Regions from separate parts of the Homo sapiens genome. Here regions 1 and 3 are each linked to region 2. The links are chromatin loops, found by intact Hi-C in ENCODE. Cell type or tissue: A673. All regions are shown on one strand.

What was found. Hi-C counts contacts between places; a loop is a spot of excess contacts. Peaks named below come from ENCODE experiments on the same cell type or tissue, not always from the same donor. Only the 100,000 strongest peaks of a DNase experiment are listed, where the experiment ranks them.
Region 1: it touches region 2 in a loop (2.3-fold over the local background); 9 of 110 quality-filtered maps call a loop at or near these places.
Region 3: it touches region 2 in a loop (2.5-fold over the local background); 5 of 110 quality-filtered maps call a loop at or near these places.

What each region holds. Positions count from the first base shown.
Region 1 is chr17:28,979,074-28,987,073 of GRCh38, reverse strand. It overlaps SEZ6 (seizure related 6 homolog), which reads left to right. Exons shown (of 17, transcript NM_178860.5): 2 at 5,035-5,703; 3 at 7,261-7,394. The region is part of intron 1 of LOC105371716 (a long non-coding RNA gene); the gene reads right to left. Among named protein-coding and RNA genes, the nearest start is that of SEZ6, 23 kb to the left of the region's middle. RefSeq lists enhancers at 779-1,419, 4,198-4,247. In A673, a CTCF peak has its summit at 3,226; DNase peaks (open chromatin) are centred at 923, 3,253, 4,043, 4,553 and 1 weaker place; H3K27ac peaks cover 6,557 bases.
Region 2 is chr17:29,039,448-29,047,447 of GRCh38, reverse strand. PIPOX (pipecolic acid and sarcosine oxidase) reads right to left here and starts at 4,307. Exons shown (of 8, transcript NM_016518.3): 1 at 4,109-4,307; 2 at 2,441-2,589. The coding sequence starts at 4,222. RefSeq lists an enhancer at 3,940-4,828. In A673, a CTCF peak has its summit at 4,635 (motif pointing left); DNase peaks (open chromatin) are centred at 3,327, 4,657 and 7,027; H3K4me3 peaks cover 426 bases; H3K27ac peaks cover 4,955 bases.
Region 3 is chr17:29,108,091-29,116,090 of GRCh38, reverse strand. It overlaps MYO18A (myosin XVIIIA), which reads left to right. Exons shown (of 42, transcript NM_078471.4): 12 at 251-427; 13 at 650-740; 14 at 992-1,184; 15 at 1,994-2,080; 16 at 4,228-4,369; 17 at 4,508-4,667; 18 at 5,469-5,655; 19 at 5,990-6,233. Among named protein-coding and RNA genes, the nearest start is that of MYO18A, 68 kb to the left of the region's middle. RefSeq lists an enhancer at 6,930-7,512. In A673, CTCF peaks have their summits at 18 (motif pointing left), 2,607, 3,852 and 4,064 (motif pointing right); DNase peaks (open chromatin) are centred at 2,570 and 4,100; H3K27ac peaks cover 1,896 bases.

The DNA.
Region 1 (8,000 bases), 60 kb after region 2:
CCCTTGTACCCACACGCTGTCATGCCCTCCCCCGAAGCTGACAGTTGGTGCTGCCATGAGGCGGGGATCAGGCCTGAACTCGTCCCAGAACTTTGGTTCCCGTGACTGCCCACCTCAGAGGGGCCAGAGGCTTGGGAAATGCCTGGCACCTCTTCAGGGGCTGCCAGAGTGACAGACAGTGCCACCTGCCCTTCCAGAGGCTGCGGTGGGTGACAGTATATGTCTGTCCATAGATGAGCTCTCCCCAAACCCAGTATGTCTTCACTCCACAGATGAGCAGACAGAGGCTTGAGTGGGCAGCCCCCGCCCAGGTCACACAGCTAGTGTCACATCGATTTGGGATTGGAACCCAAGGCTTTCTGGCTGACTGGTACAGAAAGATCTGCAGAAACAGCAGCGCTGAAGGGGCAAGCCAGCTGGCCCTGAGGTGGCACCACTGCCTGGTTCGGCGGTTCCCCCAGGCTGGGGCACTGCGTAATGACTCCAGCTCCACCGCACACCACCACTGTGAACCTGGGCAAGCTCCTGGGCCTCACTGAGCCTCGGTTTCCCCATCTATAAGACAGAGGCCATAACACCTACCTAGCTGGACGCTAGAACACGCCCCAGTCCTTAAGGCTTCCCCTAAACACAGGCTGGGCCCCGCCCCCCATCCCGATCCAGATCTGGTGGGGCTGGGGCGCAGGTGGCCTCCGCTCCACCCTCACCCAGCTGGGCCCTGGGAAGTGAGGCGGGGTAAGCGGTCCTCCCAGGGAGTCCCAGGCTGGGGTTGGGAGGAAGGGGCCTCCAATCCCAAGAGGGGCCATAGCGGGGCGGCGCGGGCAGGGAGGCGGGAGCGGGAGAGAATCCACCGGGGAGGCATCCTGAATGGCTCATTAGTGCCGATGAAAGCCTTTTTTCATTTCGTCTAAATACTTTAAACAGGGCTCCCTCCGATGTCTATTTGCACAGCTTAAGAGCTAATGCGGGGGGAGGGCCCAGGCGGCGGCGGGGCCATGCCAGGGCTGGGGGCGGCAGGCGCTGGGAAGTTCCTGGGCAGTCTCCACCAGGGATGGCCCGCGGGGAAGGGAGGGGTGTTTCCCGGACCCAGCCCACTCGGAGAATGCAGCCCCCGGCCCTGCGGGAGGGGAGGACTGAGCAACTGCGGAGTGCATCCTGTGTTCTGGCACCAGGTGGGCCTGGCAAGTGGGGATCACGGGGACGATCTTGCTGCGGCCCACCGCTGTGTCCCCCACCGACATGCAGGGCCTTGAAGGTGGTCGCCCTTTGCATGGTGCAGTATTATCCTTGTTTTATGGATGAGGTATTTGACATCCTCAGGGTCACACATGCTGCCACCCAACATGGAACATGGGTAGTCCCCCAGAGAAGAGAGAGCCCTACCTGCCAGGGGCCACCCCTTCCTACCCTAGAAGCCTGCCTCAGTGTTCCCCTGACAGGGGCTGCCTAACCTCTGACTGTGGCCTTCTCCCTCAGCCTTCAGAACTCTCCTATTCAGAGCATGCAGATTCACACAAAACCCTTCCAAAGTGCCCATTTTATAGCTGAGGAGGCAAAGGCTCTGAGAGGCAACTTGCCAGGTTCACATGACTTTTAAGTGGCAGAACTGACACTTGAACCCAGGTCTGTGTGGCTCTGTGCCCTGGCCCCACACAGCAGTGTTGTTGGGTCTCCGGTTTGGGTTTGAGGCTCAGATGTGCTTCAGGCACAGGGTGGGGGCTTCCCTGGGTCCCAGCCAGAAGGCTTCCTGAGGGCCTGCTCGACCAGGGCCCAACCCAAGTCCCAATGCCAGAAGCTCTGGCCCCAGACTTCTAAATGGCGTGAGATCTTCGACGAGTCCGTGCCTCTCCCTGGACTTAGTTTCTTCAACTGGCTGGAGTGTTGTCTGCTGTGTAGCTCCAGTCTGCCCCTCCCATGAGGCAGGTGGGTATGTGGAAAGACCTAGGGCTTTGAAGCCAAATCATCGAAGGTTTAAATCCCAGCTGCGTCACTGCGAGACTTCAGGCGAGTCCTTGCCTCAGCTCTCTAGGCTTCAGGTCTTTGTAAAATGGAAATAAAATTCCCATCTCCCAGAGGCGCAGCATCCATTAAATGATACAAGGTCTGGGAAGGGCCTGACACAGTAGTGCCTGATGAGACTGGGCATTAGAGCCCCTGACACCTTCTTCTGCTGTCCCCTATATCATACTCTCCCTTCGTCAGTCCCTGCACCCCTGAATTCAGTCAGCCCAGGCAGAGAGAAGCCCCTATCCACTGGCCACAATCCTGGGAAACTAGGGGGCAGGTCTCAGGGCCTCAGGCCTCCAACAGAGTCAACCAGGGGGTCTGGAGATGCCCTCTCCCCAGAAATGGCTTGTCTCCCAGAGGTTATCTTACCCTCTATGACAGTGGGTGGCACCCGCTGGGACCAAGTGGCAGCTGATTTTGGAATCAACTTGCTCGTTTGATATGCTATCTCGATCCCAGATAGCACAATCAGTGCAATCGACAGTGATGGGAGGTGCCCATTAGTGCTGCTCCATTGCTCAGCACCCACCTGGCAGCCAGCGGGAAGAGCTGTGCCTGCCCTGGACACTTCCTGAATTAGAGAATCTCTGTGCACTCCCTCTCCCAGGAAGAGTCACACAGGTACCTACTCTGAGAGCCAAGGGCCACATCTCTTGTTGGGTACTCTGGAAAGGGGCCGCATAAACAATGCCCGGATCCAGGGGGCTCCAATCTATGTGATTAGAAAAGCCCCCCTTCCTTGCGCCATGCTAGAATCAGTCTCAGCTTACCTGGCATAGCCTGTGTGATGTCTGGGGGGTGGGCAAAAAGAGGAGCCCTGTTCTGGCATGTCACAGGCACTGCCTGGACCTTCCGTAACTTATTCAGATGAAAGACAGGCACTGGTGGACCATCTGCTCTGGGGGGTGTGGGCCTGGCTGGACATCTAGATTGGATGGTGTTGTCAGTGGCTGGCACACAATGCCAAGACACAGATGGGCTGCTTTAGTGGGCATCTCAGGAGATAGCAGTTGGTCCTGGTTTCTCAGGGATGTGGGGTGCCCAAGCTCCTCTGACCCAGAAGAATGGAGAGCCCTCCAACCTGTACCCACCTCCCCCACCCAATTTCCTCCCTCCTCCCATTTGTCTGACACATCAGAGCTGCTATGGTCTCCTGAACAGAACGTAGGCCATCTGCTGCTTCCTCATGCCTGCCAATCTATGGAGTGGGTGTGAGCCTCTGGAATGACAGCCCCACCACCAGACGTGCGGAGGAAGCGACCTTCTCCTTGCAAACTCTGTGATCTCACCCCGGCTGTGTTTCCCTTCAAGTCCTCATGCAGCCATTTTGAGAGCTGTAAGGATCAGAAATATCCTCCCAGGCTTCTCAGAGCTGGCAAAATTCTGTATGAGCTGAATCTGGAGCCAGCATTCATTGACCTTTTCTTGGCAGTTAAGGATCTGGGGAGCCGAATGGGCCACAAGCAGAATATGCATCATCTCTCCAGCTATGTGGTTGAATAAGTCAACACAATCAATAGCAGAGCAATCTGTACCTCAGACCAGAGATAGCAAATCAGTTTCATCCCCCAGAGCCAATCTCATTGATTGGTAGTGGCTGCCTGAATAACATTGTGAGAGGGAAGTTGCTAAGGACCAGGTGGCCTTAGCAAGAAATAACCAAAATTGATTAGCAATGCCTGCCATGGATTAGGGAGTGGGTGGGTAGCATGCTAGATTTCCATTCTACACCTGTTTTTCACCCTGCCCTAGATGGAACCTGATTAGTGTCACCAGAAAGATTAAGGGAACTCAGGGGGACATATCAAATAGAGACGGGATGTAATATTATCTCAGTCAATCCTAAAAAGGAAACCCAATTTTACAGATGAGAAAACTGAGCTTCAGAGAGTTTGGGTTATTTGCCTGAGGGCACACAGCCCTAGAGTAGTGGATCTGGGATTTGAAGTTATGTCTGCCTAGCTCCAGAACTTGGCTCTTCCCACTCTACTCATATTACTGCTCTAGAAGGACCATAAAAACAGAAATGAGTACAAAAGAAATGATTTCCTGAGAACGGAGAGAAACTACTGGGCCCCTAACAAAGAAGTCATGCACCCATGGTCGGGTGCGGTGGCTCATGCTGTAATCCCTAGGAGGCTGAGGTGAGAGGATTGCTTGAGCCCAGGAGTTTGAGACCAGCCCAGACAACATAGTGAGATCTCCATCTCTACAAAAATTCTAAAAATTAGCCAGGCATGGTGGCATGCACCTGTAGTCCCAGCTACTAGAAGTGGGGGTGTGGGGACTGTGGCTGAGGTGGGAGGATCGCTTGAACCTGGGAGGTTGAGGCTGCAGTGGAGCCATGATCACACCACTGCATTGCAGCCCGGGCCACACAGCGAGACACTGTCTCAAAACCAACAAACAAAAAAAGAAGTCATGCAACCATGAGGAAATCTAAAATAAAATCCCAAATATGTGACGCATTTCCTGAGGCTAATGACCAGCAGGTTCACTGAGAACAGGAAATGAACTTGAATGCCCTATCATCTCAGACAGGAAAGACACTGTGGTGGGAGACACACTTACGGTTTTCATCTCAATTCAACTGGTCGCGTGACTTTGAGCAAGTCACTTCCTTTCTCTGGCCTATTTCCTCACTAGTAAAATAAGGCCTCTGCTCTTCATTAGGGATGGCAAATATTTGTCATGTCAGTCTGAGGTGTCAGGTGTGACCTCGTGGAGTGCTGTGTTGAGGAGGATTCTGAGGCTGAACCTGAGAACAGTAGGAAATAGTGCACGGATGGGCTAGAAATGCCTGCCTCTGGTGCTGGAGGAGAAAGAGTATCTCATGTGCCACCCTTGAAGTATGTAATAGCACCTCACTTCCAGTTCACAAATTCTGTAGTTCCGTGATTCTCAGCAGTGAGCACGCTCCTCAGGGCTGTCTGTCAAAAGAGAGCGGGCCCCCCCACTACTCGAGTTGGGCGTGATGCTGCTCTCTGGAGCAGGGGGAGAACCTCTGACCATCCCTTATTATTTCAGGACTCTCTTTAGAGGCCCCAACCGTGGGGAAAGGACAAGCCCCAGGCATCGAGGAGACAGATGGCGAGCTGACAGCAGCCCCCACACCTGAGCAGCCAGAACGAGGCGTCCACTTTGTCACAACAGCCCCCACCTTGAAGCTGCTCAACCACCACCCGCTGCTTGAGGAATTCCTACAAGAGGGGCTGGAAAAGGGAGATGAGGAGCTGAGGCCAGCACTGCCCTTCCAGCCTGACCCACCTGCACCCTTCACCCCAAGTCCCCTTCCCCGCCTGGCCAACCAGGACAGCCGCCCTGTCTTTACCAGCCCCACTCCAGCCATGGCTGCGGTACCCACTCAGCCCCAGTCCAAGGAGGGACCCTGGAGTCCGGAGTCAGAGTCCCCTATGCTTCGAATCACAGCTCCCCTACCTCCAGGGCCCAGCATGGCAGTGCCCACCCTAGGCCCAGGGGAGATAGCCAGCACTACACCCCCCAGCAGAGCCTGGACACCAACCCAAGAGGGTCCTGGAGACATGGGAAGGCCGTGGGTTGCAGAGGTTGTGTCCCAGGGCGCAGGGATCGGGATCCAGGGGACCATCACCTCCTCCACAGCTTCAGGAGATGATGAGGAGACCACCACTACCACCACCATCATCACCACCACCATCACCACAGTCCAGACACCAGGTCAGCTACCTGCTGGCTTGCAGATGTGGAAATGGGGATGGGGGAGGCTGCGGGGCCCCTAAAAGCCTGTCTCTGACACTGTGCCAGCCTGCCCTGCCCTTTGGCACCAAGGGCCAGCCTGCAGGAGGCATGTAGATTGGACCCAGATAGACCTGAGCTCAAATCCTGATTCTTCAGCCAAGTACAGTGGCTCATGCCTGTAATCCCAGCACTTTGGGAGGCAGAGGCCAGTGGATCATCTGAGGTCAGGAGTTCAAGACCCTCCTGGCCAACATGGCGAAACACCATCTCTACTAAAAATACAAAAATGAGCCGGGCATGGTGGTGGGCACCTGTAATCCCAGCTACTCGGGAGGCTGAGGCAGGAGAATCACTCAAACCTGGGAGGCAGAGGTTGCAGTGAGCTGAGATTGCACCATTGCACTCCAGCCTGGGCAACAGAGCGAGACTCTGTCTCAAAAAAGAAAAAATCTTGATTCTTCCAACTATAACATGACCCTAGGAATTCTATTTAACATCTCATCTCTGAGCCTCATCTGTAAAATGGCAATAAGAAAATAAACTTCTGGCTGGACACGGTGGCTCATGCCTGTAATCCCAGCACTTTGGGAGGCCGAGGCAGGTGGATCACCTGACATCAGAAGTTCAAGATTAGTCTGGCCAACATGGTGAAACCCCGTCTCTACTAAAAATACAAAAAATTGGCCGGGCGCGGTGGCTCATGCCTGTAATCCCAGCACTTTGGGAGGCTGAGGCGTGTGGAACGAGGTCAGGAGATCGAGACCACCCTTGCTAACACGGTGAAACCCCATCTCTACTAAAAAATACAAAAAATTAGCCGGGCGTAGTGGGGGGTGCCCGTAGTCCCAGCTACTCAGGAGGCTGAGGCAGGAGAATGGCGTGAACCCGGGAGTCAGAGCTTGCAGTGAGCCAAGATCATGTCACTGCACGCCAGCCTGGGTGACAGAGCGAGACTCTGTCTCAAAAAAAAAAAAAAATAGCCAGGCATGGTGGTGTACACCTGTAATCCTAGCTACTCGGGAAGCTGAGCAGGAGAATAGCTTGAACCCAGGAGGCAGAGGTTGCAGTGAGCTGAGATCACGCCATTGCACTTCAGCCTGAGCAACAAGAGTAAAACTCCGTCTCAAAAAAAAAAAAAAAAAGAAAGAAAACAAACCTCATTGAGCTACTGTGAAAACTGAGATAAGATTGCACATGTTAGGGGGCCGGGTGCAGTGGCTCACGCCTGTAATCCCAGCACTTTGGGAGGCTGAGGCGGGCGGATCATGAGGTCAGGAGATGGAGACTATCCTGGCTAACATGGTGAAACCCCATCTCTACTAAAAATACAAAAAAAAAAAAAAGATTGCACATGGTAGGTGCCTAATAAAAGGTGGTCCCCTTCCTTCAACAGGAGACTAGACATCACAAGAGGTGGTCTTCACCACACACACACACACACACACACACACACACACACACACACACACGGTTCAGCCTTAGTTGGACCACTTCACCAGAGCTGGCACTAGCTTTGTGTCTCCTCCTGCCTCCCAGGCCCTTGTAGCTGGAATTTCTCAGGCCCAGAGGGCTCTCTGGACTCCCCTACAGACCTCAGCTCCCCCACTGATGTTGGCCTGGACTGCTTCTTCTACATCTCTGTCTACCCTGGCTATGGCGTGGAAATCAAGGTGAGTGATCTGGATCTGGCAAGGGCAAAGCTGGGGCGGGTGTATTCTCTTTCTTCAGAGAGGCACATGCTATGAGAGGATGTGGGGATGATTAGGGGCATCAATTGTGGGGCATCGCCTAAGGCCAGGGCTGGGAGATGGGCCTAAATGGTTAGATTCTGCCCCGTGTGTTTGGCAATGGCCTAAGCCAAGAGGGGCTGTGGGAGGGGGCTCTAGCCTTGGATGGGCAGGGGACTGGGTGAGTATAAACCCTACATCTGAATCTATGGGCTAAGCAGAGAACACAGGGCTGCCTCGCTGGGCCTGAGAGAGTCATGGAGCTTCACTCATTCATTCATTCATTCAGCAAATCCTCTCTGAGCAGTTCCTCTGGGTCAGGTTCTGTGCTGGCTTCTGGGATGCAGAGGTGGGGGAAGACAGACCTGATTACACCATCAGAGAGGTGATCAGCTGATAGGAAAGTCAAATCTACAGGCCAGCCTCCTGTCCCCAGCCTCCCTGGGTTATCTCATCCCTCCGTTAGGATTAAGACTTTCTCTTAATCCCGAGGCCTGAGGCTACAGGTCCTCACAGATGTCCCACAGGCTCCTCAACCTCCACAAACCC
Region 2 (8,000 bases):
GTAATTCTGTGATTTGCATTAATGGGATAAGACCCTGACTACCCGGCAGCAACCCTCTCATAAGATTGTGAGGAGAATGGAATGAGTTATAGGTGTCAGGTACTTAGGCAACTCTTAGTTTTTTCTTTTCTTTTCTTTTCTTTTTTTTTCTTTGAGACGGAGTCTCACTCTGTCACCCAGGCTGGAGTGCAGTGCAGTGGCGTGATCTCGGCTCACTGCAACCTCTGCCTCCCAGGTTCAAGCGATTCTTCTGCCTCATCAGCCTCCCTAATAGCTGTGATTACAGGTGTCCACCACCATGCCTGGCTACTTTTTGTATTTTTAGTAGAGGCGGGGTTTCACCATGTTGGCCAGGCTGGTTTTTAACTCCTGACTTCAGGTGATCCACCTGCCTCAGCCTCCCAAAGTGCTGGGATTACAGGCGTGAGCCACCATGCCCAGCCTAGTTTCTTATTGTAAACACTACATATATGGTGAGGAGGAGGAGGAAGATGGTTTTCCAGGTGCTGTTCTAAGCCCATTACCTACTTATCCTCACCCCAGCACCATGACACAGGTATTAGTATCCCTACTTCACAGATGAAAAAAGCTGAGTCTCACCAGAGGTTCAACAGCTCGTTCCAAACCACACAGCTGAGCGTGTCAGAGCTGAGATTTAGAGCCAGGTCCAGTTCCAAAGCCCGTCCAAATTCCTGTCCTCCTGGCAAAGAGGAGGATTGTGCGCTTCTGAGAGTCTCCTACCCAAGGATCCCTCTCCCTCTTTCCTGCTGCCACTCCCCTTGGTATCTGTGGTTGTTGCACCCATCTGTCTCCTCCTGCCTTTCCTCCCACTGTTGCTCAATGGAACAGAATGCAGCTGACCCAGAATGGGTCAATAAGGGACTGCCCCTTATTGAAAGGTGCTAGACATTGGGCCAAGTATTTCACAAAAGTCTCATTTAATCCTCTCAGAGCCCTATCGTAAAAAGTGAGGCACAGAGAAGTCAAGAAACTTTTCCAAGATCACACAACTGGTGTGGAATAGAGCACAATGTCAAACCTAAGCCTGTCTCACTCCAGAATCGTCTCCCTCGGAAAGATTCCAGACACTCTAACGTCTCTTAGTTGCCTCATTGTGTGCTAGGAGGAAGTGTGCCCTCTGAGGCCCAGGGCGATTCTTTTAGCAAAAGATGCTCAGCAGTATTCACAGACAACTGACAGAGAGGGGTCCCTCTGCCGGGCCACCCACCAGCAAGACATGCTCCTTTATTTGGGTGCTGGGTGCATTAGCTGCCTCTGAATAAATCTGTAATTAGCTGCCCTGGCTGATTTGCATAATGGATTTCACTTTGTTCTTAAGTTAATGGTATTTTTGCAACAGAACACTAACCTCTTGGTTCCTGGCCATTAAAATAACCACCACCCTATCAGGTAGAGCCAGGGTTTGTAGGAAGTTCAGTTAAGAGTCACAGAGGAGGTGGGAGGGAGGTGGGATGGTTAAAGTTCCCATTGCATCACAGATTATTGGCTTTCTTTCCCATGAGTGTTTGAAAGGTCAAGGGTTGGAGAGAGCCATGAAGGCAGCAGAGAAAGACGTGGAGGCTCACTCCCTGGCAAGCAATCCAGCCTGGGGAACGTCCCCATTTTGTTCCTACAGGAAAAGGTACTCAGAGAGAACAAAATGGGTTTATAGGGCTGCTAAAGGGGGTGAGGACCCCTCAGGAAAAGTTAGGATGTTGATTTGACTATAAAGAATCCTGGGCCAGGCACGGTGGCTCACACCTGTAATCCCAGTACTTAGGGGGGCCGAGAAGGGCAGATCATGAGGTCGAGAGATCAAGACCATCCTGGCCAACATGGTGAAACCCTGTCTCTACTAAAAATACAAAAATTAGCTGGGTGTGGTGGTGCGCACCTGTAGTCCCAGCTGCCCGGGAGGCTGAAGCAGAAGAATCACTTGAACCCGGGAGGTGGAGGTTGCAGTGAGCCAAGATGGCGCCACTACACTCCAGCCTGACAAAAAAGCGAGACTCTGTCAAAAAAAAAAAAAAAAAAAAAAAAAAAAGAATCCTCCTGAAAGCAGCCTCCTCCTCTATCTCAACCCCTGCCCTAAAAGAGTTGCAGAGGCCTCCACAGAGTTGAAAATACACACTCCAGCAGACTCCTGTCCACTCTGGGCATCTGCCACACGGTGCCTTGCCAGCAGGCTTTCCAGTACTGCTTCTGCTAGCCTTGGACACATGGTCTGAACCCAGTCCTGCAACGCAGAGCCTGGCCAGAGTCAGCTGGACCTGTGGGGTGACCACCATGACAGCAGAACTCTTCCATGCATCTGGTACTTCTTGAGGCCTTGTGTCCCTCCCATTGCATTCCAAATGTTCCATGGCGCTGCCACTTCACACACTAAAAGTACCTGCAGGTGCAGAGCCCCACGATTCAAGGAATTCCTCCCACAGCCCACCTGTGCAATTGGGTTCCAGCCTCGTGCTCCAGCTGGGCCCATATCTGATAGCACTCATGCATCATCCGGGTGTAAAAGTCTTCCAGGTACGCCTTTCGGATTATCCGGCTTTGTCCATGGGAGCTTCCTCGGGAGTGTGGTAGAAAGAACTGGAAGTGGAAAACAAGAGAGATGATGGAAGCCATTACCCCTCACACTGCATCCCCTGTTAAGAGCCATATCAGCATGTGCTGTCAACCAGGAGCCATTTATCCTTCAAATATTTCCACACAATCTGGGGAAGGATTATGCACAGGAAGATAATTTGAGCCCAGGAATTCAAGACCAGCTTAGGCAATATAGCAAGACCCAGTCTTCTCAAAAATTTAAAAACTATCAGGTGTGGTGGCACTTGTAGTCCCAGCTACTTGGAAGGCTGAGGTAGGAGGACTGTTTGAGCCCAGGAGTTTGAGGCTGTAGTGAACTATGATAGTACCACTGCACTCCAGCCCGTGCAATAGAGTGAGATCCTGTCCCCCCACAAAAAAAAATTCACACAATCTTTCCAAATTCTCTCTTTATGACCAATTTACTGACTTGGCAATCAAGATAGAAGTTCTTCAATAGCACTAACTTAGGCTTCCTTTTTGCTAACGTTGTTCACATCCAGAAGTTCTTTTGTTAGCTAGTCTTCAACCATCCTGCTGCAATCTCACCTCACTTAGATTCACAAAGAAGCAAAATTAGAAAAAACCTTCCAGTTCAACTACTCCAGCCCCTTCATTTTATGAACAAGGAAACTGATGCTGACTTTATTTCTCTGTGGCTACAGATCACTCAGGGTAAGAGAACCACCTCAGGATTCAGCAACAATGAGTTTCCTGAGAGGATGAACCAGGAATCCCTTGGGCTTTGAGAAAACTGATAGAGAAATGAAGAAGGTTTCTAACTACTCTGGCTCATTACCAAGAAGAGCAAACCATAGCCAGCCTGGGTAGCTGCAGGCAGAATGGAAAGGGAGAGTCCACTGCAGTGGATAGCTGGGTGGCCCTGTCCTCGAAGGACCCTGCAGACACACAGGGCCCACCCACATATGCAGTGGTCACTGCAGACTGCACTGCGTAGCAGGAAAAATAAGGCCTCAGTCTCACTTATCATGTGTCAAACAAGGAGGCTGCTATTATCTGGAGGTGGCAAAAAATAAAAAATAAAAAAAAAAAACAGAAGCTTCTGCTGGGTTCTGGTGTGAGAGGCCAGGAATATGCAAGACAGAATCCTACCTCTTAGGCTGATAAATCAACCTTTGCCTCTAGGCAAAATTATCTTTACTTTAGGTTACCTAGAGCAGAACCAATTATTTTTCTGGGGTGGGGATCAACCATTTGGGCACAGAAGGGAAAGAGTAGTGAGAAGGAAGAGAACAGGGCCTAGGACGCTTGGTCAAGGGCAGGAACTGGGAAGCAGTAGAAAGAGGAAATGTGCCTAGAAACCCAATGTGGGTATGAGGGATGTGAAACTTCTTTGAATTGCCATGAAACACACTAGGCAGCTAAGATACAAATTACACAGAATTTTTGATGATTCAGTCCCTTTGGCCTTGCCCTGTAGCCTGCTGGCTCTGAAAACCCTTCTGCAGGGGAGGAGGGTAGGACAGTCCTTACAGCTGGGGGTGCAGAAGGGACACAGTACCTGCTCCAGCAGGAGGATCCTCTTCCTGTGTTTGGCCAGGTGGTATGCAGTGAAGCAGCCCTGGATCCCCGCCCCAATCACAATGGCGTCCCAGAGATCTTTCTGAGCCGCCATGATGCCACTCAGCCCCACAGCCACAGAGCCTCAAAGGCAAAGGCAAGCAAAGACAGGCTCCCGGCTAAAGGACGAGGAGGAAGGCAAAGTCCAGCCTGGCCAGTGTTCCCACAATGCCCTGGGGTCGTGTCCTCCCGCTTCCCTCTCTGCCAAGCCTGGCCCAGGGCTCAGTCTCCCTTCCCCTGCGGAGCAGAGCTGGGTAGTCTGATTTGTGAGGTTTAGCCCAGCTCAGCCGCCAGCCTCACCCTTGCATCCCTGTGGCTTTCTATTCTTGGCTCAATTATTGTCATGCAAATGGGCTCCTTCCTTTGCCACCTTCCTGTCTCATTATGATCTTTGTCTCAGGACTTCGGCCCTGGAATTTCAATGCCTCCTAGACCATACTGGGCACCGGGAATGCTGCCTCCCCCTGCTGGTTTTCCCCTCTTCAGCCTGATTTGCTTTAGAGATTCTAGAGGGCCCCGCTAAGAACTTGGCACGATGCCCAGAATAAGACCCACCTCCCTGGTGGGTGGTGAGGTCAGGGGGTAGAGGCAGGGGCCAATTGGGAGGGCAGTTTTGTAATTATGAAATTATTCCCAGCATGTTTTACTTTCATTTTGAAGAAAGAAGAAATGATCCTGAAAAGACAGAAAGGGCAGAGTGAGAGGAGGAGCCCTCTCCTCAGCCACAGAGAGGGGACCAGGCCAGCCCAGTGCCTGGAGGGGCCCCGTGTTGAGCATCTCTCTGTCCCAGGCAGTATGCTTAGTAAGTACTGATACTGGCATTTGGGTAGGGCTTGATTGTCATACAGTTCGAGGGTACTCTTTGAGAAAAAGAAAAAAGGAGAATTATTAATACAAAATTAGATGCCCGGATGTGGAAGAAACTGTTCAATTAAGGACCCCCATGGTTGAAGTTTCATTTGCTTCATGGTAAATTTGCCTCTGCATGAGTTATCTCATTTACTCCTCATAGCCCTAGGAGTTTCTGCGGGTTTTTGTTTTTGAAGTTTTGGTTTTTGAGAGGATCTCTGGGATCTCACTGTCACGCAGGCTGGAGTGCAGTGGCACGAACTCGGCTCACTGTAGCCTCCACTTCCTGGGCTCAAGGGGTCCTCCTACCTCAGCCGCCCGAGTAGCTGAAACTACAAACGCATGCCACCATGCTCAGCTAATTTTGTTTATTTTTTGTAGAGACGAGGGCTCACTGTGTTGCTCAGGCTGGTCTCGAACTCCTGGACTCATACAATCCTCCCACCTCATCCTCCCAAAAGCTTGGATTACAGGTGTGAGACACTGCACCTGGCTTAGGAGTATTTTTATGCCTACTTTTGGCAGATTAAGGATGGCCCCAAATTCTTTTTCACTCCTTCTATCACAGACTCTGTGACTGCTTGACCCATAAAATATGGCAAAAGTGATACCATGACACTTTCTGGCACAGCCCTAAAGAGACTGGCAGCTTCCTCTTCTTATGTTGGAGCCCTTACTTTTTTTTTTTTTTTGAGAGGGAGTCTCGTTTTGTCATCCAGGCAGGAGAGCAGTGGCACTATCTTGGCTCACTGCAACCTCTGACTCGTGGGTTCAAGCGATTCTTCTGCCTCAGCTTCCCGAGTAGCTGGGCCTACAGGCGAGCGCCACTACACCCAGCTAATTTTTCATATTTTTAGTAGAGACGGGGTTTCACCATATTGGCCAGGCTGGTCTCGAACTCCTGACCTCATGATCCGACCACCTCGGCCTCCCAAAGTGCTGGGGTTACAGGCATGAGCCACCGCACCTGGCCAAGGAGCCCTTACTCTCTGAGCCCTGAGCCACCATGTTAGAAGTGCAGGCACCCTATGGGAGAGTTCACATGGAGAGGACCTGGGACCAGGTGGAGAACTCTATATAAGAATGAAGTTATCTTGGTTTGGGAGGCTGAGTCAGGAAGGATCGCTTGAGGCCAGGAGTTCCAGACAAACCTGTGCAACATAGCAAGACCTTGTCTCAAAGAAAAGTGAAGTCATCTTGGTTCCTCCAGCCCAGCCTAGCACCAGCCAAATAGTACCAAGTGACCCAATTGATGCTGCATAGTGCAGAAGAATCACCCAGTCAAGCTTCATTCCTGATCCACAAAACCATGAAACAGAATAAAATGGTTGTTGTTTTCAGCCACAACATTTTGGGGAGGTTTTTTACACAGCCATAACCAAAATATTACTTAATGGCTGAAGACGTGAAGGCTTAGAGAGATTCTATCTTACCCAAAGCAACACCCCTGGTATACAAAGACACTGAGGCTGGGCACAGTGGCTCACGTCTGTAATCCCAACACTTTGAGAGGCCGAGGCGGGAGAATCACTTGAGGCCAGAAGTTTGAGACCAGTCTGGGCAACATAGCAAGACCGCATCTCTACAAAAAATGTTAAAAATTAGCCAGGGATGGTGGTGCATGCCTGTAGTCTTACTTACTTGGGAGGCTGAGGCAGGAGGGTCACTTGAGCCCAGGAGTTTGAGGCTGCAGTGAGCTATAATCACACCATTGTACTCCAGCCTGGGCAATGGAGCAAGATTCCAGCTCTATGGAAAAAAAAAAAAAAAAAAGAAAGAAAGAAAAGAAAGACACTGAACTGTGAACCTAGGTCTGTCTGCCCCAGAATCCGTTCCTTTAACCACTGTGCTTTACTGAGGATGAGTCAGAACTTGTAATGATGATTCCGATTTCAATATTTTGCTATTTCTCCCACAATGAGTGGGAGAAAATAATGGTCCAGGAAACCCACATGACTACAGGGAGCTGCCCTGCCTCCTTACAGTGGCCTGCCAAGGCCGCCAGCAATGCTTCTCATTCCACAAGTAATCCCCCAGACTGATCTTGGCAACTGGCTGTCCTCTCAGCCTAGCCCTTTTGTTCTTAGGAAAACAGGAGCCCAGAGAGGAGGTGCCATCGGACTGGATTTTTCTTTATCTTTTTTTTTTTTTTCCTGTTACAGGATTTCAGTCTGTCACCCAGGCTGGAGTGCAGTGGTGTGATCATAGCTCACTGCAGTCTCAAATTCCCAGGCTCTGCTGATCCTCCCACCTCAGCCCCCTGAGTAGCTGGGACCACAGGAGTGCACTACCACGCCCAGCTTATTTTTTGTAGAGACAAGAGTTTTGCCATGCTGCCCAGGCTGGTCTCAAACTCCTGGGCTCAAGCAATCTGCCCACGTAGGCCTCTCAAAGTGCTGGGACTGGCTGGGTGCGATGGCTCACGCCTGTTATCTTATCACTTTGGGAGGTCGAGGTGGGAGGATCTTTAGAGGCAAGGAGTTCAAGACCATCCTGGCCAACATGGCGAAACCCTGTCTCTACTTAAAAATACAAAAATTGGCTGGGTGTGGTAGTGCAGGCCTGTAATCCCACCTACTCAGGTGGCTGAGGCAAGACAATCCCTTGAACCCGGGAGGCGGAGGTTGCAGTGAACCGAGATTGTGCCACTGTACTCCAGCCTGGGCGACAGAGCAAGCCTGCCTAAAAAAAAAAAAAAAAAAAAAAAAAGTGCTAGGTTACAAGCAAAACCTACCATGCTTGGCTTTTTTTTCTTCTAAAAAAAAAAAACCCCAGAATATATATATATATATATATATATATATATATATATATATATGTATGTATATTTCAAGAGTCCAGAAATCCTCACAACTCCATATGCCACTCCCACCCCCCGGAACAGGCCAGCATCCACATCACAACTGGACAGCTCCCCAGAATAAAAAATGGCTGACATAACCGAGAAAAATGTACTATCTGAGTATGTAAAGGCTTGATATAAA
Region 3 (8,000 bases), 69 kb before region 2:
GGTTTGTTGCCCTCCGGTGGCAGCATGTGGAGTTACCTCCTCCTTTAGGACCTGCTCATTCTCTCCATCCCCACGGGACACAGGAAATGCTGGCCACTGCTGGCTGCCCCTGTTCTGCCTGAAGCCCATCGGGTGTCATCAGGGCTGGCTTTTGCCTCCAGAAGATGCATAGTCATCAGCTGGTCATCAGGTCATCAGCTGGCCTAAGGAAAAAGACCCAGGATGCCAGATCCCTTTTTCCACTCCACAGCTGGGCGCAAGCAGTTTGCCCGCCATGAGTGGGCCCAGAAGGCTGCGTACCTACTGGGCTGCAGCCTGGAGGAGCTGTCCTCAGCCATCTTCAAGCACCAGCACAAGGGTGGCACCCTGCAGCGCTCCACCTCCTTCCGCCAGGGCCCCGAGGAGAGTGGCCTGGGAGATGGGACAGGTACCCTTTGTCCCTTGGCTGGTAGTTGTGAGTGTGAGGCCTCATCTGGGGCTTGCTGCCATCCCTGGGGCGGGAGGGGACTGCTGGAGTGAACAGATGCTCTGTCAGTGGCAGAGGCCCTGCCCCAGGCCCCGTGCTGACTGGGCCCTGGGCAGGTCAGGGGCTTACCCAGATGGGGAGCCCTGGGGAGAAGGAGATAGCGCTGCTCCCCCTGCCCCACAGGCCCGAAACTGAGTGCACTGGAGTGCCTTGAGGGCATGGCGGCCGGCCTCTACAGCGAGCTCTTCACCCTTCTCGTCTCCCTGGTGAATAGGTGAGTGCCAGGCAGGACCCAGGGCTTTTCCTGCTTTGGCAGAGGTGGAGTAGATGCCTTCATGCCTTGTTGGCCGAGGCAGAGCCGGTCTCTTCCAGCAGGGGCTCCCTGTCCCATGGGCTATGAGCAAGGCCAGCATGCCCTCCCCACCAGGGTCCTGGGCAGGGATAGAGGTCTGGCTTGGGCAGGGTGGGGCTTCCTGGTGCCCGGGGCCAACCAGCGAGGCTCTGACCCAGGCTGTCCCTATCCAGGGCTCTCAAGTCCAGCCAGCACTCACTCTGCTCCATGATGATTGTCGACACCCCGGGCTTCCAGAACCCTGAGCAGGGTGGGTCAGCCCGCGGAGCCTCCTTTGAGGAGCTGTGCCACAACTACACCCAAGACCGGCTGCAGAGGCTCTTCCACGAGCGCACCTTCGTGCAGGAGTTGGAAAGATACAAGGAGGTAGCTCTGGGGCCTGGGCCTCATCTAGCCTCAGATTCTGGCCTTGGCACCCACAGCGAGGGCATCTGTGGATGCAGAAGGCATCACCTTACTCTCCATTTCTGTCCTCCTGCGCTCTCTGGAGCAGGAGTCGTTCCTTGCCCCCTTGTCCGTGGCCTCTGGCTTTGGCTACGTTCTTACTTGGTGGAGAGTTTACTCTCCAGGAAGCCTACAGGTGCATTGAGGGCCCCCAGGAGGCTACCCTTGGCCTCTTTTGAGGCACCTCCCAGGCCTGGTGATTGCCACTGTGTGGTTCCTGCTCCAAGTGTGTCTGGGCCTGGCCTTCCCGTCTCCCTTCCCTGATCTGTGAGGGTGCCAGGTGATGATTTAGTGCCTTCTGTAAAAGGGTGTCCCGGATGGGACGAGAACTGGAAATCCTGCCTCATCTGGAAGTGAGTTGAGTGAATTGTCAGGATATTTATTTGGGGCGAGAGAGGATTCAGAAGGAAAATGGCAGTTGTCTTCAAGTGTTTCAAGGATGATTGTGTGAAATTGAGAGTGGGCTTGTTCTGTGTTGCCTAATCAACTCATGTGAGTAATGAGAATGTGACTCTGGCTTCGGATAAAAAGAGGTTCTGAGAATTTTAGCTGTGCAAAAAATACAGTGTGTTTCCTTGGGAGCTGTTTCATTTGGGATGATGGAGGGAGCTCCTGCACGGCACAGAAGGAGGTTGGCCTTGCTGATCTCAGAGCCCCTTCCCAGCCTACTCACAAGGCTGTTCCCCACAATGTGACCCCCATGCTCACTACCGCTCGGCCTTCTTTCCCAGGAGAACATCGAGCTGGCGTTTGACGACTTGGAACCCCCGACGGATGACTCTGTGGCTGCTGTGGACCAGGCCTCCCATCAGTCCCTGGTAGGAGCTCCAGAGAGGGTTTGGGCAAGCCTTTCCTCTCGTTCCCCACCCCTCTCCCCGTGGTGGAGCCCTCCCCATCTGAGCTGCTGCTGGGGGTGCCACTGTGGGCTGAGGGAGGGTCCAGCAGCTATGCCCAGACACCAACTACTCTCTGGTGCTGGGGCTCTGCCCCTCAGCACTCAGGCAGTCTTGGCCAGGAAGGTGGCACTTTCTTCTGCCCTGGTGCCCTGGGGAGCCACAGCCCATGGGGGTCCCAGTCAGGCAGGAAAGCATATCTCCTTTCTCAGCAGCTGAGGCTCGGGCCCCAGCTGGTGACTGGCTGAGCCTCCAGTATGTCTGCTAGGAGCCCTGGTGACCAGTCCCAGCTGGTGAGGGCCTAGACCCCAAGGACATAGTCATTCCCTCCCATTGTCCCCAAGTAGAGGACTGGTGCAACCTAACAGAACAGGGCCAGGAGCCAGCCTCCCGCTCCCAGGGGAAACAGTGCTAAGCTGTCAGACGCCCTCTGGGGGACTGTCATGGATATGAACCCTCACCCCTCAACTTTGGGGGCAGGCTTTGTCACCCTTTGTGCTAGTGTCCTGGGCACCTTGGCACTCGGTGGGGGACTGGCTGGCCTAGCAAACTCTTGGCATTTGGCGATTGTCCGCCATTAGGGAAATTGCATAAGGTGCTTTATTGGAGAACTGGCATTTTTGCGAGGCTGCCGACCTCCCTGCTCTGCTTTGATCCCTACCTCTCCCTCCCTCTTCTCTGCCATGAGGCCCTGCTTGGCTTGCACAAGTGGTGGGGCTGCGAAAGAGTGAGTATCCCCCCGGGGACAGATGTTTAAAGTGCCCAAGCACCGCATCTCCCCAGGGAAGTGAATTTTCTTTTCCTGACACCTGGGCTCCTATGGTGGCCTCACTCAGAACCGTTGTGGTTCCCGGGAGAGGGGGGATGTCAGCATGAGCAGCAGGAGTCAGACAGCATGTGGGAAGAGCTTGGCTCTCCTTTCTCTTCTGTGGTCTCTCCTGACTAATGGACCTTGGCATGGGGCGGCTGCACCCCTGGGGAAGGGGCCCTCGGTGCCAAGCCTGTCTTCCCATCTCATTGCTTCATTGCTCGTTCCTGCTACTCGGTTCCTGCCACTAGAGTTGCCTTGGCCTTTGGCCACATTCTGCTTCCTTCTGGTAATCACGCCAACTCCCTTGGGCATCTGCGGGGAGGAGATGCAGGCAGCTGGGGTCAAAGAGAGGAAAAATGGCCCTTTTCTCACTTCTTTTTTCCTCCAGCCCCTGAAGGCCAGGCCAGAATAGGGTGTGGGGAAGGTTCCATCCTTCCTGCCCAAGAAAGATGCAGGAACTCCACAGAAAAGGCACCTTCAGGCCAGATGTGGCCACAGGCCTAGTTTGTTTGGCCTTCATGGGATATTGGAAATTAGAATTAGATATTTCTACCTTCTCTTGAAGAACCAGAGGGTTTATCAATGCTAGGCCAGTGTTCTTCCAGGAGAGCAGCTAGCTGCAGCTCAGTGGTGGTTTTTCCCTTTGGATAGGGATACCTGCTCTCTAGCTTGCCCCAGCCTCTACCCGTTTTGGCTGCCACGTCCGTTAAGTCACCTGTCTTATGCTTTTGGCCCTTGAGTGACCCTGCAGTGATCCCACTGGCAGCCATCTGAGCCCCCTCTGGGTTCTCTCCTTTCAGAGACCAGGATTAACCTCACAGCTGTCACTTACTGACAGCTTCCTTAGGGCCAACTCTTGTGCTCAGGGCCTTCCAGACTTTATGCCACTGCCAGGGAGTGAGAGCAATGTGGGGTTCATCCAAGTCCCTGGTGACCTCCGAGGGGACGAGGGTGGAGGAGGGCCTCGGGGCGCGGGCTCGGGCCAGCAGGAAGGCTGCAGTCTTTGGTGACTTTGGACTGGAGTGCTAAGCACCCTCTTTTGCTGTGGGCTTCCCTCTGCTCACTTTCTTGGCTCCCCTTTCCCCGGGCTGCCCGCTTCCTCCACAAGGTGTCAGCAGTGAGCGGCAGGAGCTGCGGCATGTGCGTGTGTGCATGTGTGCACATGTGTAGCATTCTGTAGGGTGTGTTTGGGCCCGGCACCACCCTGGCCCCTTTCCCACAGCTCCATATGACAAGGAGGGATTTCCTTCCTTCTCTGTAGGTCCGCTCGCTGGCCCGCACAGACGAGGCGAGGGGCCTGCTCTGGCTATTGGAAGAGGAGGCTCTGGTGCCAGGGGCCAGTGAGGACACCCTCCTGGAGCGCCTTTTCTCCTATTATGGCCCCCAGGAAGGTGACAAAAAAGGTAGGTGGCATCCCTAGAGGGTAGCTCCTCTGCTTCCTCTTACATACAGGTGGGTCCAGGTGGCACTCCCTGGGAGGGGGCGGGGGTCACTTTGTGCCTGTACCCTGACGACCTAAATCTTGCTTCTCCCACCATCAGGCCAAAGCCCCCTTCTGCACAGCAGCAAACCACACCACTTTCTCCTGGGCCACAGCCATGGCACCAACTGGGTAGAGTACAATGTGACTGGCTGGCTGAACTACACCAAGCAGAACCCAGCCACCCAGAATGCCCCCCGGCTCCTGCAGGACTCCCAGAAGTAAGACCACCACTCCCTCCGCCCCTGTTCTGTACCCAGGACTGTTTTGATTTTGGGGCTCCCTCCCCCTGGGGTTGTCTCAGAGGCCCCCTCACTAGCAAAGTAGATGGCCTTTATTCCTGAGAGGCAACAGCCCAGGGCACTTGGCCTTGAGGAGCTTGAGGGGCCTCTTGAAGTAGAGGTGGGAGGCAGACATGGTGGGAGAGCCTATGGTTTAAATGTGAAGAACACCCTCAAGTCAAAGAAGGCAGGAGCGGCCTTAGAACCCCCAGCCCCACGGGCCCTGTCATCCGTTCTACTCTTCAGAAGATGGTTAGTGGGCACCTACCCTGCGACAGGGGCTTCTAGGTGCTTGGCAGATAATAGTAAACAAAACTGAACTCCCTGCCCTTGTGGAATTTACATTCTAATGGGAGAGACAGATAATGAACAATAAACATAATAAATAAATTATATCGTATGTTAGAAGATGTTGAACCCTAACCCCTCCTGTCACATTGGAAACTCTTCCACACCTTTGCCCTCCCTGGTGAGGGGAAGTAGATGAGTAGATTGATCCCCTCTGTCCGATTCCTGTCCACCCCTTGGCTTCTGCCCACCTCTGGCTTTCTCTCCTTACTGTTTGAAAATTTCTCCACAGTTTGTTTCTCTGTAGGGTGTGGGGCATGCAGTTCAGGTAGCCAGGCCCCTGGACGTGGCTGAATGGGACTGTTTAGTGTTCTGGGGCCTTGGGGGAGGAGCGGCCTTTCCCGCTCCATCGATGTGACTGCTTTTCCTCCCTTATCCTCCCACCTCTGGCAGAAAAATCATCAGCAACCTGTTTCTGGGCCGCGCAGGCAGTGCCACGGTGCTCTCTGGCTCCATCGCGGGCCTGGAGGGCGGCTCGCAGCTGGCACTGCGCCGGGCCACCAGCATGCGGAAAACCTTTACCACAGGCATGGCGGCTGTCAAAAAGAAGTCACTGTGCATCCAGATGAAGCTACAGGTGGTGAGTGCCAGCCGGGTCCCAGCAGGCAGGCCTGGGGACCCTTCCTTACCCCTGGTAGGCAGGCCTGGGGACTCCGAGCACACTGAGGCCATCTGGTGCCCACTCAGCGTCCCACTGTGACTCAATGGCTGCAGGTGGGGGTCTTCTTTTCAGTGCTGCCACCTGTGAGTGGCCACCGAGGCCCGGCGAGGGCAGAGTTGTCCAGGTTTAGCATGTCCTGGCTGGTGCTGGGGCCGCTGCTACCCTGTGAGCAGTGGAGACGCTGGCACCAGTCCCTGCTCTTCTGAGCACAGGCCATCAGAGCCCACTGAGGGCAGTCTCTTCCCCTCGGCAGGACGCCCTCATCGACACCATCAAGAAGTCAAAGCTGCATTTTGTGCACTGCTTCCTGCCTGTAGCTGAGGGCTGGGCTGGGGAGCCCCGTTCCGCCTCCTCCCGCCGAGTCAGCAGCAGCAGTGAGCTGGACCTGCCCTCGGGAGACCACTGCGAGGCTGGGCTCCTGCAGCTCGACGTGCCCCTGCTCCGCACCCAGCTCCGCGGCTCCCGCCTGCTCGATGCCATGCGCATGTACCGCCAAGGTGGGGCCTCCTTTCCTCTCCACTCTGGGCTCTCTTTTCCAGAGCTGGCCCTGCCCGGCCCCACCTCCCACCTGCGACCCGTGGGCTGCAGTGGGGCTGCTCCTGTCTTTCCTCACGATCCTTTCTGCTCTGGTCTCTCCTCATCTCTCCCAGCCCACAGCCCCTTTGTCCATTTCCTTCCATCCTGCAGAGTCCCCGCCTCCTCCTCTCCCTTCCATATTCAGTTCTCTTTGTCCCCCTCCCTTCCTAGCTCCACCCTGCACCTTGTCATTTGTCCACAGCTCCCTTTCTTCCCACGTCCCTAGTTTGGACAGTTCAGCTTTGCCCACAGCAGCAAACCCAGTGCCCTTTCGGAGCCATCTGCCCAGTGAGAAATGAGGTGCTAAATCTTTCTGAAGTACTTAAAATTCCCAAGAAAGGTCAGACAGACCCTTTTTTATGGACCCATCTAAAGGAGGCGACAGACAGGATGATAGTATTAGTGGTTACTTAGAGTCCTTAGAAGCTGTTATCGGTGGCTGGGGGCCGGGATAGCACACTGGTATCATTCCAGATGAGGAGACTGAGGCTCAGAGAGGTTAAGTAGCTTGCCCAAGGTCACACAGCTCCTGAGTGGCAGAGTGGGATTTGACCAGGCAGGCTGGCTGTAGAGTCATGTCTCATGTCTCTCAAGTAGGGTGGGTTTTTTTTGTTTTTTTTTTGTTTTTTGCCTGAGAAGTTATGAGTTGCTGGGTTTCTGCTGTTTTTCTCCTTCACTAGAAGAGCAGGTAGGGTCCCACCCACCCACAGCCAGGTCCCCTTCAGGCATTCCCATGGGCACTAAAACTTCCTTAGCAGCCCAAGCCAGGAAACAGGCTCCCTGCCCTGCTCTAAATAAATCATCGATCTGTCCCCACGTCTTGATATGGAGTTGGTGTTTATTATTTCAAAACCAGATTGTTACCGCTCTGAACCAAAATCAATGTGCGTTACTCAAACAAGCAGATCGATGAGGCCAGCAGCGGCAGGCCCCCCTTCCCTCACCCGGCCCCCAGCCACCGCACTATAGCACTGATGATTAATTAAGATGCCAGGCGTCCAGACCTGCTATCCTGGCCCATCAATTTAATTGCAATTCAGATACAATCAATAGCTCACTTTGTCTTGGCCCCTCAGCAGCCCCCACCTCCTGTTTCAATTATCAGGCACATGCATCAGCCTCACCTCCCAGCTGGAGGGTTTCCCAGAGCCAGCTAGCCCGTCATTGCTGTGGAGCATGCCCTTGGCTAGCTGTCAGGAGTCCAGGTTTGGAAGCCAGTTCTGCCCCCAGCAGCAGCCTTTGTGACCTTGAGCAAGACAGTCGCTCCTCCCAGGCCTCCGTTTCTGTGTCTGAAAGATGAGTTGGATCTGGCTTAAGATCCCTTTCTGGTTTGAAATTCTGTGATTTTGTGGGAGTGGAGTTCGTGGCCCTCCACCCTGGGCTCTGGTAAGATCAGGGTGACTTGGGGTCACTTCCTGCTAGCCACTGCTCTGACCCACTTTGCTCCAAGCCAAAAGTCAGGTCACACCTCCCCTGACCTGAAGCCCAGACACTCTTCAGGGAAAGAGAATCTACAAGTCTTTTTGGTCACCTGGCCTAGGACTCAAGGTCAGGGTGAGGCAAGGAGGGCAGCCTTTCTCATGTCCTGCTCTAGTGGACAGAGGGGGAAAAGGAGTGTTTATTAAATGCCAACCAAGTGAGTCACACTGTGCTTTTTACCTGGTTTCTCATTTAATCTCCATGACTAC